Linked DNA regions of Mus musculus: region 1 is linked to region 2. A link is a loop called in an ENCODE intact Hi-C map of the cell type or tissue named here. Cell type or tissue: left cerebral cortex. All regions are shown on one strand. Links, peaks and the distances in the headings refer to the core of each region. The heading gives the core; the rest is flanking DNA. Region 1 overlaps Ssh2 (slingshot protein phosphatase 2). Region 2 overlaps Ssh2 (slingshot protein phosphatase 2).

Region 1 (7,488 bases), core at 2,142-4,641, 100 kb after region 2:
TCCTTGCAATGGGCTGTACAGTGCCTTTCATCTGATCAGAACTAGCTCTGAAAAAGGAGCCTCTTTCTGTTTCAGGTCTTGGTTTACAGGGGCCAGTACACCGAAGCACCCTGCAACAACTCATCCTCCAGCTCCCCTCTCGCTCTTCCTTTCTTACACCAGGGCAAATACTTTAGGGACCACTGTTTTTTTTTTTTTTTTTTTTTTTTTTTTTTTTTAGTATTTCTGTGTGTGTGTGTGTGTGTGTGTGTGTGTGTATGAATGAATCCAAAAGCCAGAAATTAGTGAACTTTAAAAACAACTTTACTAACCAACTAGGTAAGACTTTCAATGTATTAGAATCAAGAAAAACTCAAATCTTTGTTTTATATGAAAGTACAGGGAAGTTTGACAATATTCAATATGCTGACAATGAACATAATCTAAACATAAAATTTTATGCCTAAAACTAGAATTACTTTTTTATTAGTTGTCCATAAAACTTCAAGCCATTACCAAGGTAATGCGGGGCTCAGAATACTGTGAAGCATACAAAAGGTGGTTTCTATAACTTCCTAGGGATCTGGCAGTAGGAAAGACCCATGTGGCAAGTGAAGAGTTAAGGGAAAGTCTGGATGTTAGTTTCATCATCTTCATCCATCTCTAGGAAGGAAATGTTTTAAAGATTTGTTCAAGCTGTGTCAGCAGGCACCCAAATGGCAGTGTAAGAAAAAAAAAAATCTGCTGATACACCCCAAAATAAATTGCTTAAAATATCTGGCAAACTTGCCAGTTTGAAACTTCTTTCAGGCTGTAATTTATTACAATCTCCTACTGTGATTAAAAAAAAAAGGCACTTTAGAACAGCATTAAGGTGAGCCCAGTTCCTTTCATGACACAGCAAGAGATGGGGATTTTTACTGAAGTCAGTATTAAATGATGTCATTTAGGAAAGATGATGGCATGGCAGTCATCTTTATCTGAAAAACAATTCAGCAGAAAATGTGTATTACTTGATCCAATCAAACTCATTACATTTAGAAATGCAAGGGATGAAGATTTCATAGATACAGATTTTGTAAATATGTATCCTTATGCCACACAAAAAGGTTCCTACAATGGTGCCCCAGAAGTGCACAGTCTTTTGGTTTTCCCTTAAAAGACCTTTGTCAGCCATTCAAGTAAGAAGACTTAAAATACCTCTAATCCCGTCCTTTTAAATTCTCCTTTTAAATAGTAACTAAGGCTTTGATAAGTCCCTTAATGTAAAATTATATAATAAGATCTTTAAGAATTTTTTTTCAGCCAGGTGGTGGTGGCACAGGCCTTTAATCTGAGCACTTGGGAGGCAGAGGCAGGTGGATCTCTGAGTTCGAAGCCAGCTTGGTCTACAAATCTAATTCCAGGACAGTCAAATCCCCAATTTTGTTTTGAGAGTTGAAAATCTTAGACAGACTATTCTCTTGTCAACTAAAGATTCTGAGGAGTCAGGTGTGGTGGTGCGTGCCCACTGTACTAACACCTGAAAGGCTGAAGCAGCAGGATCACAAGTTTAAGGCTAGCCTTCACGACACAGGCAGACTCGGGCAATGAGGTGGCTTAGTAAGTAAAGGTGCAAGCTTGCTGCTAAGCCTGACAACTTGAATTCACAGAGTGGGACTCACATAGTGGAAGAAGAGAAATGTCTTCCACAGGTTAGCCTCTAACCTCAGTACTGGCACTGTGGTGCTGTGGTATGCCCACACTTGTGTAACCACCCCCTATGCAGCCAATAAATAAGTATACTTTTAAAAGAAGCAAGCAAGCAAACAAACAAACAGACTAAAAAATTCTGAAACATGAAATATATTTAGTCCATTTAAGACAGACACCTAGTTCAAATCGACAGTGACCAGCCATTAAAGACTCTGGCTTTGGAATTAACAAACTGCATTGAGTATTAGCTTAATTTATTAAGTTGTTTTGAGGATTAATTAGAAAACAGTATCTATATTTAAAAAAATACTTAGCACAAAGATCTTCTCTTTGGCTTTAATGTTTGCCATATTAAGGTAAGGCTCAATACTGACCTTACATTTTCACTGAGAAAATATTGGAGATGGTTTTCTTTGTTTTTTTCCATAAGCGTTAAGGAGTGGTAATGACTCTGATATAAGAAGTTCTAGGGTGGGGCATGGTGTCATACATGTTTAATCCCAACACTCAGAAGGCTGAGACCAGAGAATATCTGTGAGTTTAAAGCCAGCCTGGTCTACATAGAAAGTTCTAGGCTAGCCCGGGCTACACGGTGAGACCCTGTCTTAAAAAAGTAAGATCCAGGCCCAATGAAATGGCTCAGTAGTTAAGGACAGCTGCTGCCAAGGCTCATGACCTGAGTTCAATCCTACATGGTAGAAGAAGAGATCTGATTCTTATAAATTGTCTCTGACCCCAGTTCATACACACATACAGGAAAAAAAAAAAGAAAGTTAATTCTTTTCAAGATATGTGGACAAAAGCACTGTTTGGATAGGACGACAAGTTTTTATTATCACAAACTTGACAGTCAGCTTCCAGTAATAGAAAGGGACTTGTATTTATTTCATTACCTAGAAGTTGATGAAATGAGTGAAAATTGAAATACATAAAAACATTATCATTTCATTTAGGAAGTTTTACTGTACAGTCTATAGTCATCTGATATCTGTAATATTTACTTCATGTTTCTACTTTTAAGCTTTCAAATAATAGCATTAACTTATGCAACTGTATTATTTAAGTACTTGGTCATAAGAAAAATGATTATACTAAGGACTTCCTTGTGTTTTGATGTTTCCTCTAAGGGTTTGATCTAGAGAAATAAATAGTAAATTAATCCCTTGAGTGTCAAAAAGAAGAAAACCAACACTTTAAACGTTACAAAACAAAAATCTTGTTACCCGGAGTAACACAACCTGATGTATCTTTTAATCTGCAAAATGCCAGGACAAAACTCTCAAGATAATCCCCCCAATTTCAGATTTATTGTGCAGACAGAGCTATCTTACTACACTAAGTCAAAGGCACTCTTCAGACAATACCGTACAGCACAATGTTAACAATAGCTCCGTAAAGCAGTCATGTTTTGTGAGTGTTTTGTTTTAAACACTTGAGTTGAACCATGCCACTGAGCTTTTATAATCATTTGCATAGAATTTCACACACAAGAGCAATGTGGAACCCTGAGAAGATCTGCATCTCAACACCAGAGAAAGGCTCTCTAAAGCGTCCCTCCCACCTGGTCAGAGCCACCATATGCTCCTGCACAAGGACATGCTGCAGTCCTGCTTTCTTCAGGTTACAGAAGCCTGACACGTCTATTGTTTAGTAAAAATAATAGGCATTTATGGGATCACTTTTCACATTCAACACACTTCACAAAACATTAACTGTTTAGTTCCTGCTCTATTTCTTCATTCTGTTTTTTAAACCACTTAAAAGTCATAGTAACATATGGCAAGGATTCAGAAGCGGAAAAGAAAAGCCACTTTTCTCATCTCTGTCATGTCACTCTTAGGCAATTACAACTGTTTTCAGAAAATGTCCTCACATATGCAAATATGAGTGTAGCTGTCCTTTAGGAAGATCACATGATAAATGCACACATACAATTGTATGATGTGTTTTATTTTGCTTCTCATTGACATTTATCATTATATCTTGGGTATCTTCTTGTGGTCATATAAATCTATTTCATTTTATTTGTTTTAGAGACAGGTTCTTCCTACATAGCCCAGGCTATCTTGGGACTCACTATGTAGATGAAGCCTTAAACTAAAGAGATCAGCCTGTCTTTGCTTCCTGTGCCACAATTAAAGGCATGCACACCACACTTGGCCTACCTAACTCTTTTAAAGACACATGTTATATGACCATATACAACTTGTTCAAACAATTTGCTGCAGATAGGTATTTGTTTCCAGTTTTTATCACTGAACATGCTTTTATACTCTGAGAGAGAAGAGTCAGTTGTTAACCCAGAGCTTCACAAGTGGTAGGCTTTGTACTTTTTCACAATTATGTGCACACTTGTGCACATAATTGTTACATGGATGCTTAAGAGGTAGAACTGCAGTTAGTTAAACGTATTTTAAGTATCTTAAGATGTGGTAGATATTAATTAATTGCCCTTAGAAAAGGGTTTTCCCTTTGAACTCTTTCGTCTCACCTATCCCATGAACTAAAGTAAATTAACTTAGGGCCCAAGATGGTCTTCTGTGCAATTGTCTGCCTATTACATTGCAAATGAAATATACTGAGTGCTGAGGAGAGAGTTCAGTCAGTAAAGTGTTAGCCTTCCAACCAAACCAAAACAAGCCATTATATGTAATTCTGATATGAAGGGAGGGAAGTTAGGGGATCCCTAGTGCTTGCAGGCTGGCAGCCTCATGTTCTGAGTTCCAGGCCAGTGAGAGACTATGTCTCAAAGATGAGAAAAGGAAAAAAAGAAGAAAAGAGATAAAAGGAGAGGAAGGAGGAGAGGAAAAAGAAAGGGGGCAGATGGCACCCATGGAAATGATCTCCTAGGATGTCATCCAGTCTCTACATGTTTATGTACAGCCAGATAGGGATACACCTCCCTCCCCAATACATCATAAGAAAAAAACTGCAGGATTGTGTGGCGCACATCTTTAATCCCAGCACTCGGGAGGCAGAGGCAGGAGGATTTCTGAATTTGAGGCCAGCCTGGTCTACAGAGTGAGTTCCAGGACAGCCAGGGCTACACAGAGAAACCCTGTCTCGAAAAAAACAAAACAACAAAACAAAACAAAAAAAGAAAAGTAAATAGGCTGTTAACTGAAACTAGGGAAAATACAAGATTGTAGAGTGAAAACACAGAGGCTGGGAAGATGGCTCAATGGTTAGCACACATGCTGCTTTTCTGAGACCCTCACTCATATCACAACTGCCTGTAACCCCAGGGGAACCTAACCCCTCTGACCTCTGTGGGCACTAGCATTCCTGTGCAAGACTCCTCCATATGTAATTAAATAATAAAAATAAATCCTTTAAAAAAGAAAATATTATAAAGAAGATATCATGGATTATTTATTTCAAATAATTATTTAACTATAATTCAATATATATAATGCATCTTTATTATAATTTTATTTTTGGGAATTTCATATGTGTAAAAATGAAATCATACCCATCCCCAATTTCCCTAAAACAGCTCTACTGTATTCCTCCTAGCATGTTCTTTCTCACAATTTAAACTACTTAAAAATAATATAAATTTATAATATATTTTAAAATGGGGCTGGAGAGATGGCTCAGCAGTTAAGAGCACTTGCTACTCTTGTAGAATACCCAAGTTCAGTTTCCTGCACCCACATGGAGGCTTACAACCATCTGTAAATCCAGTTCCAGGAGCTCTGACACCATTGTCTGCTTTCCTTGGGCACCAGGTACACGTACATGCAAGCAAACACTCATATACGTAAAATAAAAATAAATCCTTCAAAAAAAGATACTTTAAAATACAATCAATGCTAACCCTCATGCTATATAAGGTAGGAAAATGAGTCAAGTATGACCTAATACGGAGAGTATAGTAGAATGAAGTGAGACAGAATGGAAGAAGTGAGTTTGAGAGTAACAAAAAGATGGAAAGTAGAGGAGTAGAAGACCTTGAAAAAGGGAAATAATTGATAGACTGAGACTCATTGAGCTAACATTCAGTGTGCGCCATCAGAAATTCACACGCATTGGAGCTGGAGAGATGGTTCAACAGTTTAAATCAGCCGTTGCTCTTGTGAAGACCCTGGCTGGGTCTCAGTCCCATGAGGCAGCTCATAACTATCCACAGCTATTGTTGCAGGGGATCCTATGCCTTCTGGCTCTGTGAGCACTAGGCATATTAAATTCAGATGTATTATCTCAATTTTCAAAAGTAACTTACTGAGTTATTATCATCATGAGGTTCACAGAGGTTAAATAATGTAAGCAGTCACATTAGTATTTCATATTTATTTTATTGTATGCATGTGAGCACTTTGCCTGCGTATGTATGGTCTGTGCATCACTTGGTGCTTGGTGTCCTTGGAGATAAGGTGTTGTTAGATTCCCTAGAACAGTTGTGAGCCACCATGTGCATTCTGGGAATTGAACCTGCGTCCTCGGCAAGATCAACAATTAAGTACTCTAAATTGCTGAGCCAGCTCTACAATTTCCACAGGAAAATTTCAAACTTAGCTGGACATCCTGGCTTCAGAGCTTGTTTTTCTCCCTATCATCCAATTAAAAAAAAATTTGGGGGTGGGTGGGGAGGGGAGATGGTGTCATGGTGCATGCATAGAGGTCAGAGGACAACACGCAGGAGAAGGTTCTTTCCCTCTACCTGCGGATCCTAGGGTTTGAGCTCAGGCTGTCAGTCTTGGCAACACATGCCTTTACCTATTGAGCCATTTTTCTGGCCTGGCCTTGTTTGTTTTTAAAGGGAGGGTCTCTTTGTGTAGGCTGGTCTAGTCTTAAATTCAGCATTTTCCTGTCTCAACCTCCTGAGCCTGTGTCACCATACCCAGCTAATTTGGTGGTTTTTGTTCTCTCCTATCTTCAAGCCTTACTATTTTCAGTGTTCAAACTGTTTCCTATCGAAGACCACTTTCATCTAGATCAAGTTATTCACGTATAATATATATTTGAGGCCTACTTCATCTCTTAGTTCTCGAACACTTATAAACCCTCACTGGATTCTTACTCTTGTTTTGGAAGAGTGTTTCCTGTACTTCAGAATAACCTTAAACTTTCTATGTGGCTGAAGTTGACCTTGAACTTCTGATATTCCTGTCTCTACCTCTTAAGTGCCGGGCTTATAGGAGTGTAGCACCTTGACTTATACAGCATGCAGGGTTTATCACTGGATTTGTATTAGGTAAGGAAGCTAATTATCATCAGCTTTATTTCAGAGGTGAAACTGCAGGCCTAGAAGGTAAGGACCCAAATTTACCCGATAGGTATCAGAGCTGGGATTTCAAAGTATGTCTTCCAGTTGGATCCAATGATCAGTCCGAGGCTTATTGGGTTGTGTTAGAAGTTTCTAACTCCTTTAGGATTTAAAACTATGTTATTCAAGATGGGCATGGTAGTTCACACCTGCTGTACCAGCACTGTAACATCTGAGTGGGAGGGCTGTACAGCCAGACTGGCTCAAAAAGCAAAATCAAGGGGCTGGAGGGATGGATCAGTAGTTCAGAGCACTTGTTGCTCCTGCAGAGGACCCAGGTTCAGTTCCCAGCCACTGCATTATGGCTCACAACTATTCATAACTCTAGTTCCAGGAGACCTAATACTCCTTTTTGTCCTCCTCAGGTATCTGACATGCACATGGTGCACAGATATACACACAACAGGTAAAACACCCACATTTACACATAAAATGATAAAAATAATTAAAAAAATTTAAACCAGCTGTGATGTTGTTTACTTTTAAAACTAGCACTCAGGGGTCAGAGGCAGGCAGATCTTTTTGAGTTAGAGGTCAGCTTGATC
Region 2 (7,488 bases), core at 1,776-4,275:
CAGGGCACTAAAAAAGTCAATACGATCTGTACTAAAATCTGAGATGGCAGCTTGGCAACTGGCTTGGGGGCTTGGTGACTCCAGATCAGGTGACATGGGGAGGTCTTTCAGTCGAGATGTCAACTCTTCCATTGGCAGTAGGTGGACATTCATGTCTGCTTTCAGTGCGTCTGTCTCCAGATCTTCCACAGCTAAGTCTGGGAACTTGTTGGCAATGTCTGGGGCCTGTCCAGGTTGGAGTAAGGCTTTAGACGCATGGCAGTTGTCAAGAGGGAGTTTTGATTCACTGAGACAACACCCTGATGAGCATCCATTGATGTCATTTAAATTTAATTCATCTTCAATCTGTCCGGCACGAAACTCTTGTGAAGAAAACTCCAAGCAGATGACTCTTTCTTTGGTGTGTAGTCCTTTCTGATTTGCATCTTGTGGGACCACATGTTCCATAAAGACGGTAGGCATGGCAGCAAGGTTCTCCACAGTCTTCACCTCAGCGATCTGGTCTGCTGACGTGGTCATCTCCTTCTTGTTGAGCTCGAGCCCAGGTTTACAGATGGGTTCGTGGTGGTCTGAAAGGTCACTATCTGAATGAGATCTCCAGAGTTTGTTATGCCGCTGTTTGCTGTGAACAACACAAACAGGTTTGTGAAAACAGTCAACATCCTTCCTGGGGAAACCACACCCAGAGAAACTTATCTCCTGCGAATCCTTGCTCCTATTCACTGGACCAAGACAAAAGAACACTGCAACTTATATGAACAAAACCCAAAGCAAACAGCAATAATGGCTAAGATCTGAATTGTTTCTCGAGACAGAGCTTCACTAGAGTCCCGGCTGACTTGGACGAAACTCCTGCCATCTCTTGGGTAGACCAGTCTGCCTCAAACTCGTAGATATTTCTCTGCCTCTGCCTCCAGAGTGTTGAGATCTGACTTTTTTTCTGTAATCAGATTAATGGTACCTGAAATTGTTGTTAACAGTCACTATTGATAATCAAGTTCTCTCATGGCATGGGTAAGTGTGACCTGTTGACTTCAATCTTTTTAACGTCTTTTACTGTGTTAATGATGGGACAACAAGTGGAGATATGAGGACAACTTGAAATAGTTGGTTCTCTCACTCCATCACCTGAGTCCTAGGGAATCTGTCTCAAGTTGTCAGGCATAGTGGCAAGCACCTTACCTGATGGGCTATCTCACAGGCCCTGTCAAGTGTAGCAATAGTTCTCCAAATTTAATCTTTAAATAATCAGTTCTTCCTGTTAGAAGTTTTCTTGAGGAAATATTTTAAGGGTATATGGTTTTTACACACACACACACACACACACACACACACACACACACACACACATATAACTGGGGTTCAGTTCCTAGTAACCACATAGTGGCTCAAAACCATCTTTAACTCCAGCTCCAGGAGATCTGATATCCTTTTCTAGCCTTCAAAGGCACATGGGTACCAAACATACATTCAGGCAAAACATCATACACATAGTGGCTCAAAACCATCTTTAACTTCAGCTCCAGGAGATCTGATATCCTTTTCTAGCCTTCAAAGGCACATGGGTACCAAACATACATTCAGGCAAAACATCATACACATAAAATAAGATAAATAAATCTGCTCCTCTCAAGACACAGGGATCTATGTAGAAGAGTAGGCAGAAAAGATTATAAGAGCCAGAGGTGGGGGAATGACTTGAAGAAACAACGTCTTCCAGACATGACAGGGCTGCCTCACATACAAACTCAGACTGTGACAGCACACACAGACCTGCATAAGTTCAGATAAAACCTCTCAGCACAGAGAAAGGGACACAAAGTCCTATTCCTAACCAAGAAGCTATTTGCAATAGGTATTTGCTGGGAAAGGGGAAATCAGTTTTCTCCACTAGGGTGGCACTGGATATATCAACTATGCTCTAGAGCAGGCTTCAACACAACATGGGTACTATGGTTTTGGGGTGCTATTTGTCTTACTGGTTTTTGTTTGTTTTGACCTATGCCATCTTTTTTTTTTTTTTTTAAAGAGGGAAAGAAAGGTAGGAAGGTGGAAGAAGATTTGGGAGTTGGGGGAGGGGAAGGAATACAATCAAAATTTACACAGTTTTTTAAAAAATTAAAATATCTAAAATCTTTAAAAAAATGTTTAACAATTTAACCAGAAATAAAACAAAACAACCCCCCAACCTAAAGAACATATAAGTTACTCAAAAAGCAATAATCTTTTGGAGGTTTATTATTGGAATAAGAGCTTATGTATTAGCTTTTGTTGCTGGGCAGATGTGGGGGAATGGTGATCAGGATCCTTCTTATTTTTATTTGTGAGGATGACCATAGAGGTCAGAAGAGGAGTCAGATCTCTAGAAGCTACCCCAGTATGGGTGCTGGATACCAAAGTGGGTTGTTGAGCCTTCTATCCAGCTCCCCCGTGATCAGTCTTTTGTATGTGTTTGAAACAGGATCTATGTGGCCTTTGCTGACCTGGAGCTCACTATGTAGAACTGGCTAGTCTTGAATTCACAGAGCTCCACCTGCCTCTGCCTCCTGAGCGCTGGGATTAAAGGCGTGTACCACCATGTCTGGCTAAGGTGATCATTAAGTTAGAAAATAAAGGAGGCCTAGTAAATGTGGATTGAATATGCTGTTATAGAATGAAGAGGATGAGTATAGAGGACAAGCCTTTCCCAAAAGATCTTAGAACTTGAGACAACACTTAGGAAAATGTGGTCCAAAGAGGGCTCTTTATCAACCCCAGAGATCACTACATAGTCATTCTTTGGTTATTTCATGAAGTGCAGTCTGAGATGGGGACAAGTTTACTTCAAACTACATGCTTATAAAGGAAACACAATTATCAAAGCCCCAGCCAAAATATCTCAGCTGCCTGTACCGTTGGTCAGGATCACCTGCCCAGGGATTAGATCCTAAATATGGTGCTTGACAGTCCCCATGATTTAATAGCAGACAAAGAGTTACCTAACTTCTGGGTGGAAGGGGAAACTCAGTTTCAAACAACTTGCCCGTGGCTTGGGGCCACACGAGGGTTCTGCTGAGTCATGTGCCTACACTGATGTGACCCTGTTTCTTCTCAGCTCTACACCTGCTCTCAGCTCCCTCTGCCGTCTGCTGCTTGGGTGGGGCGCTCGACTCAGGCCTTCACAGCAGAGGGTGCTTTCCGTCAGAGAGAACAGGTCAAATCTGTTTATGAAGACAAGCTATAATCAGCTGGCTGGGTGTACAGTAGAGCTTTACCCTTTTCAAGCTGCATGACCTCTAGCCACCCCTAGGAGGAGACAACATAACACATATCACACATCTCAAGTAAGGGAGAGGCAAGCTGACTGCTTTGAGAAAGCATGGACTAAACTGTATTATTACCAACCAAGGCCAGTTTGCTTCCTGTGTGAGGTTCTTTTCTTAGTTCTGGAGGCCTTTGTTTCCAGGCCTAAATACCACCTGTGCTTTCTGATTTCCACACTGTCACTCATTGTGGGGTTGTGCAAATGGGTCTTCTCATTCAGCACCATAAGAGAAGTCCTGTGATGATGGCTGAGGAGACAGCTTGGAGGGTAGCTGTTCTCAGCCATCTGACAAAGTATGTCAGATATAAAACAGCAGCTGATAATTAGCCAACAAACAAATGAGAAGTTTCCATAATCTCAACAATTCCCCAAAGTATAGTTTTTTGTTTTTGTTTTTGTTTTTTTAAATGCTGGCGAATTGCTTATCAGTCAGGGCTGGGGAGATAGCTCCGTGGTTAAGAATGATTGCTCTTGCAGGGGAGTTAGCTTCAATTCTTAGCACCCACATGGTGATTCACAACCATCTATAACATCCAGAGAATCATGCCCTCTTCTGACCTCCATGGGTACCAATCATGCATGTGGTGCATAAACATGAACATAGGCAGACACTCATACATACAAGGAATAAACCTAGTACACTGAAGTGCTGTATCAGTCACGAGGGGATACAGATGGGAGCTGTGCTAGTGAGGAGCGAGCTAACATCACAGCCTGCTGCTCAGCAGGGACTTCCTTCTCTTCTTGGGGGTTGATGATCATCAGAAAATACTCCTTTGAGCCTTGGGAATACAATTGACACCTACTTATAAGAGAGTAAGAAATAGCATTGGAAATGTAAATGAGGAAAATACCTAATAAAAATATTAAAAAAAGAGAGAGAGTAAGAGAAAGAAAATCTAATCCAAAGACTGGCCTGAGGCAGAGTGGTAGGCACACTAACACAGTCCAGCGACCACCATCACTGCTACAGCACCACAACCTTCACGTGCTCCCTGCTGACCTGTAACCTCCTCCCTCCTGAGCTCTGTGCTGATCATCTGTCCCTTCCTCTCCCTTAAAATGTTATTGCAGGTGGTTTTAAAAATTAACTAATTTTAAGATCGAATCTTACTACACAGCCCAGGCTATCATGCAACTCACTATATGAAGAGCAAGCTGGCCTTGAATTTACTGAGATCTGCCTGCCTCTCTCTGCTGAGATTAGGGGCATGCCCACCACACCCGACCATAAAACATTATTTTGGCTAAAATGTTTTCAAGCTCCATCACTGTATGTAAATTTATTTTCATAAAGTGAAATAAATGTTTCACAATTAGTTTGTCCATATGGTTGACAAATAGTCTTAGCTACTATAAACATTGCCAGGGACATTCTTGTAGCTGCTAAGACTTCAGTCTCTCAGAGGTGTCATGCAATAGAGTGTAATATATGGGTCATGGGGCATGTGTGCATCACTGGTTTGCTGGGAACACTAGATTGCTTTTCAGTTAGGCTCTGCCTGGTGTATTCTAATGCTTTGACATGGACAGTACTTGGCACACAACAGTAGATCATATCTATTATTTTAAACTGGTAATTTCTAATCCAGCTGACCCCCACCTCCCATTCTAGGCAGGCAAGTAAATAAACAAGCTGCCAAAAAGGAACTTCAGAGTTGGCTTATGGCCTAGATGATGCAACCACGCCTCAGATCTCCCCTCCTTCGAGTGGCCCCTGACCTGAATTTGGAATCATGTAAACACAGGCACACATATGACTAGGCTACTCTGGGAAACAGTTTAGTTTTCTTATTTATTAGATGAGCAGAAAAAATGTAATTGATAAGATATATAAGACATTCTATTCTCTTCCTTCTGCTTTCTTGCTACATGTTAGGTAATAGCATCAACTCTTTAAGAAATGTATACAGAAGAAAGTATTGCTAGAAGTGTAGGGCTAGGAGACTGAGGTTGGCCGTGGTTACCTTCTAGGGGACTAGGAAAGCAGTGTTGGCACTTCCATGAGTTGTGCATGGTCCTGGATATTTTCAATTATTTAGCCAGAAAGCTATTTTAAAAAATCCTTTTAAGCCACAACTAGGCTTGGCTGTCATGGGACCAGAAATCCATGTCCTTTCATTTCAGGCTCCTTGCTCTGGGCTGACAGCTATGTCTAACTAGACTGCTCTCCACCAGAAAACCAGGATAAGAAGAGAGCCCTGCTATCTCTGGCCCTCATAACCAAAGTGGACATGTCTGAGGACATGACATACAAATTCTCTCTAGCTTTCCTCCCTAGTTTTCCTCCTGTCCCCTTTACACTGGAACCTAATACCAAAGACACATGGTTCAACTTGCAAATGGTCTGCTTGAAATTTGAACCTGTCTGATAGAGCATAAATCTGGCAGATGCTTGTGGTAGCAGGAAGAGCTTTATAACTCGCTCTTCTTGCTACCACCCCACAACTATTAAAACAGAAAAAAAATACAACATGAAAAATACCAACAGTTTAATTATACCATCCTTCTTAGGTCTTCAAGAGGAAGAGTAAACCAGCCTTTTCTAAGCTACCAATGATATTTTGAGAGATGTAAGAAGTTCTTTGCATTTCTGACATATTGCTGTGGCCCTCATGCTCTCACTAAGACTGTAATCAACTGAGATGTTACTATAGAAATAGGTTACTCAGAGGTCACTGCACCAAGAAGCTCCCTCCAACAGACAACAGCTGGCACAACCAGCCAAGTACCCAGCGCTGCTCTGTGTAACTACAGTTAGAGGATGCTGGGATCACAACTCTTACTCTCTGAGAGCCACCATGTGTTTCCTATGATGTGAAAACAAGATCCAGAAAAAAATACTATTAAGGAACAACCAAACTTTGGAAGTTGTCTCTGTCTAACTGCCTTTCAGAGAGTTCCCCCTTCCTCTGTAGACCACTCCACACAGGTGACACCAGTGAAATGGAGGGACAGTGAGGCTTAGTTGGATTTGGTTCTAGAACATTCTTTATGAGCAGTCCTGGCGGTCAAAAGTGGCCTAAATGATATCCCTAACCTGGACATCACAACACAAGAGATTCCAGAGATACTTTTCATGCCATTTTTCTGGGGAGTTGGTATGACTGTGATGGTTGGAGGCAGGTTAATGTCAGTGGAGAAGGAAAAAAAGAACATATATGAATGTATGCTTTTTTGGTAATCATGGAGAGAAGAAATGATGAGAAACAACCTTTAACACATAGTGGTATATATATATAAAGAATGACTTAAACACTTGGGAGATGAGGCAGGAGGCTTAGGTGCTTTGACTACATAGTAGGTTCAAGGCTAGCTTAGGGTATGTGATAGCCTGTCTTTAAAAAAACCAAAATGTGTTATTTTATGAAAAAAAAAAAAAACCCAAGAAACCAAAAACAAAACAGTAAACAGAGATCTACAGACAGGGTCTCTCTATGTGGTCCTTTCTGTCCTAGAGTTTGATATGTATACCAGGCTGGCCTTGAACCTACAGAGAACTGCATGTATCCAAGTGCTGGAGTTAAAGGCACTGCATATTGCCTTCTCTAACTCTAAACTTCATATTGATGTTTTAATTTTACAGATGGGGGTCAAGTGGGGACTAGAAACACCAAGTAACTTCTGAAGGTTGCAGCATACGGGTGAACTAGGAACAGAAACCAGATCTAATGATGCAAATTCTGTGTTTTTTCCTGTCTGGAGTTTGCCCTCCCTTTATGAATCAGGCTCAGGAAGTCGGGATGGAACAGAAAAGGAAAGGAAAAGGAAAGAGGAAGTGTGATATTCTGGTTTATGCTGCCCTTCATATCCTCATTTAAATTTTTTTCCTGAGATTCCTTTAACATCTAAGAAAAACCACATATTGGGGGAGGTATACTGGGGAAGGGAAACCAACCCAACAGCTTGCAGTAGCCTGGGGCTCCAGAATAAATACTGAAGTTGGCAGGACACGTAGCGTCCTTCCTCTCAGGAGGTCACATGAGGACATTGCCTAACATCCGTTATGTGTGTGTCTGGGAACATGTAATATTTATGTTCTCCTCAAATGCTTAGGTACCTTTTCCTTGTGCCAAAAAGAACCCCCGTGCCCTATCCTCTGATTTAATGTGAAAGTATCATCAGAGTTGGTGCTAGAGACCTGGAACTTCTGTGAAACAGAGGATTGGGTATTTCCCAGCTTC

Evidence for each region. A loop is a pair of places that touch in the nucleus more often than their neighbours do. Peaks named below come from ENCODE experiments on the same cell type or tissue, not always from the same donor. Only the 100,000 strongest peaks of a DNase experiment are listed, where the experiment ranks them.
Region 1: it touches region 2 in a loop (2.1-fold over the local background); 12 of 42 quality-filtered maps call a loop at or near these places.

The regions. Positions count from the first base shown.
Region 1 is chr11:77,340,116-77,347,603 of GRCm38, reverse strand. The region is part of intron 2 of Ssh2 (slingshot protein phosphatase 2); the gene reads right to left. Among named protein-coding and RNA genes, the nearest start is that of Gm24989, 99 kb to the right of the region's middle. In left cerebral cortex, for the core only: no CTCF peak of the experiment used is centred there; a DNase peak (open chromatin) is centred at 3,230.
Region 2 is chr11:77,442,522-77,450,009 of GRCm38, reverse strand. Ssh2 (slingshot protein phosphatase 2) reads right to left here. Exons shown (of 15, transcript NM_177710.4): 14 at 1-622. Among named protein-coding and RNA genes, the nearest start is that of Coro6, 18 kb to the left of the region's middle. In left cerebral cortex, for the core only: CTCF peaks have their summits at 1,883 and 3,281; a DNase peak (open chromatin) is centred at 3,258; H3K27ac peaks cover 35 bases.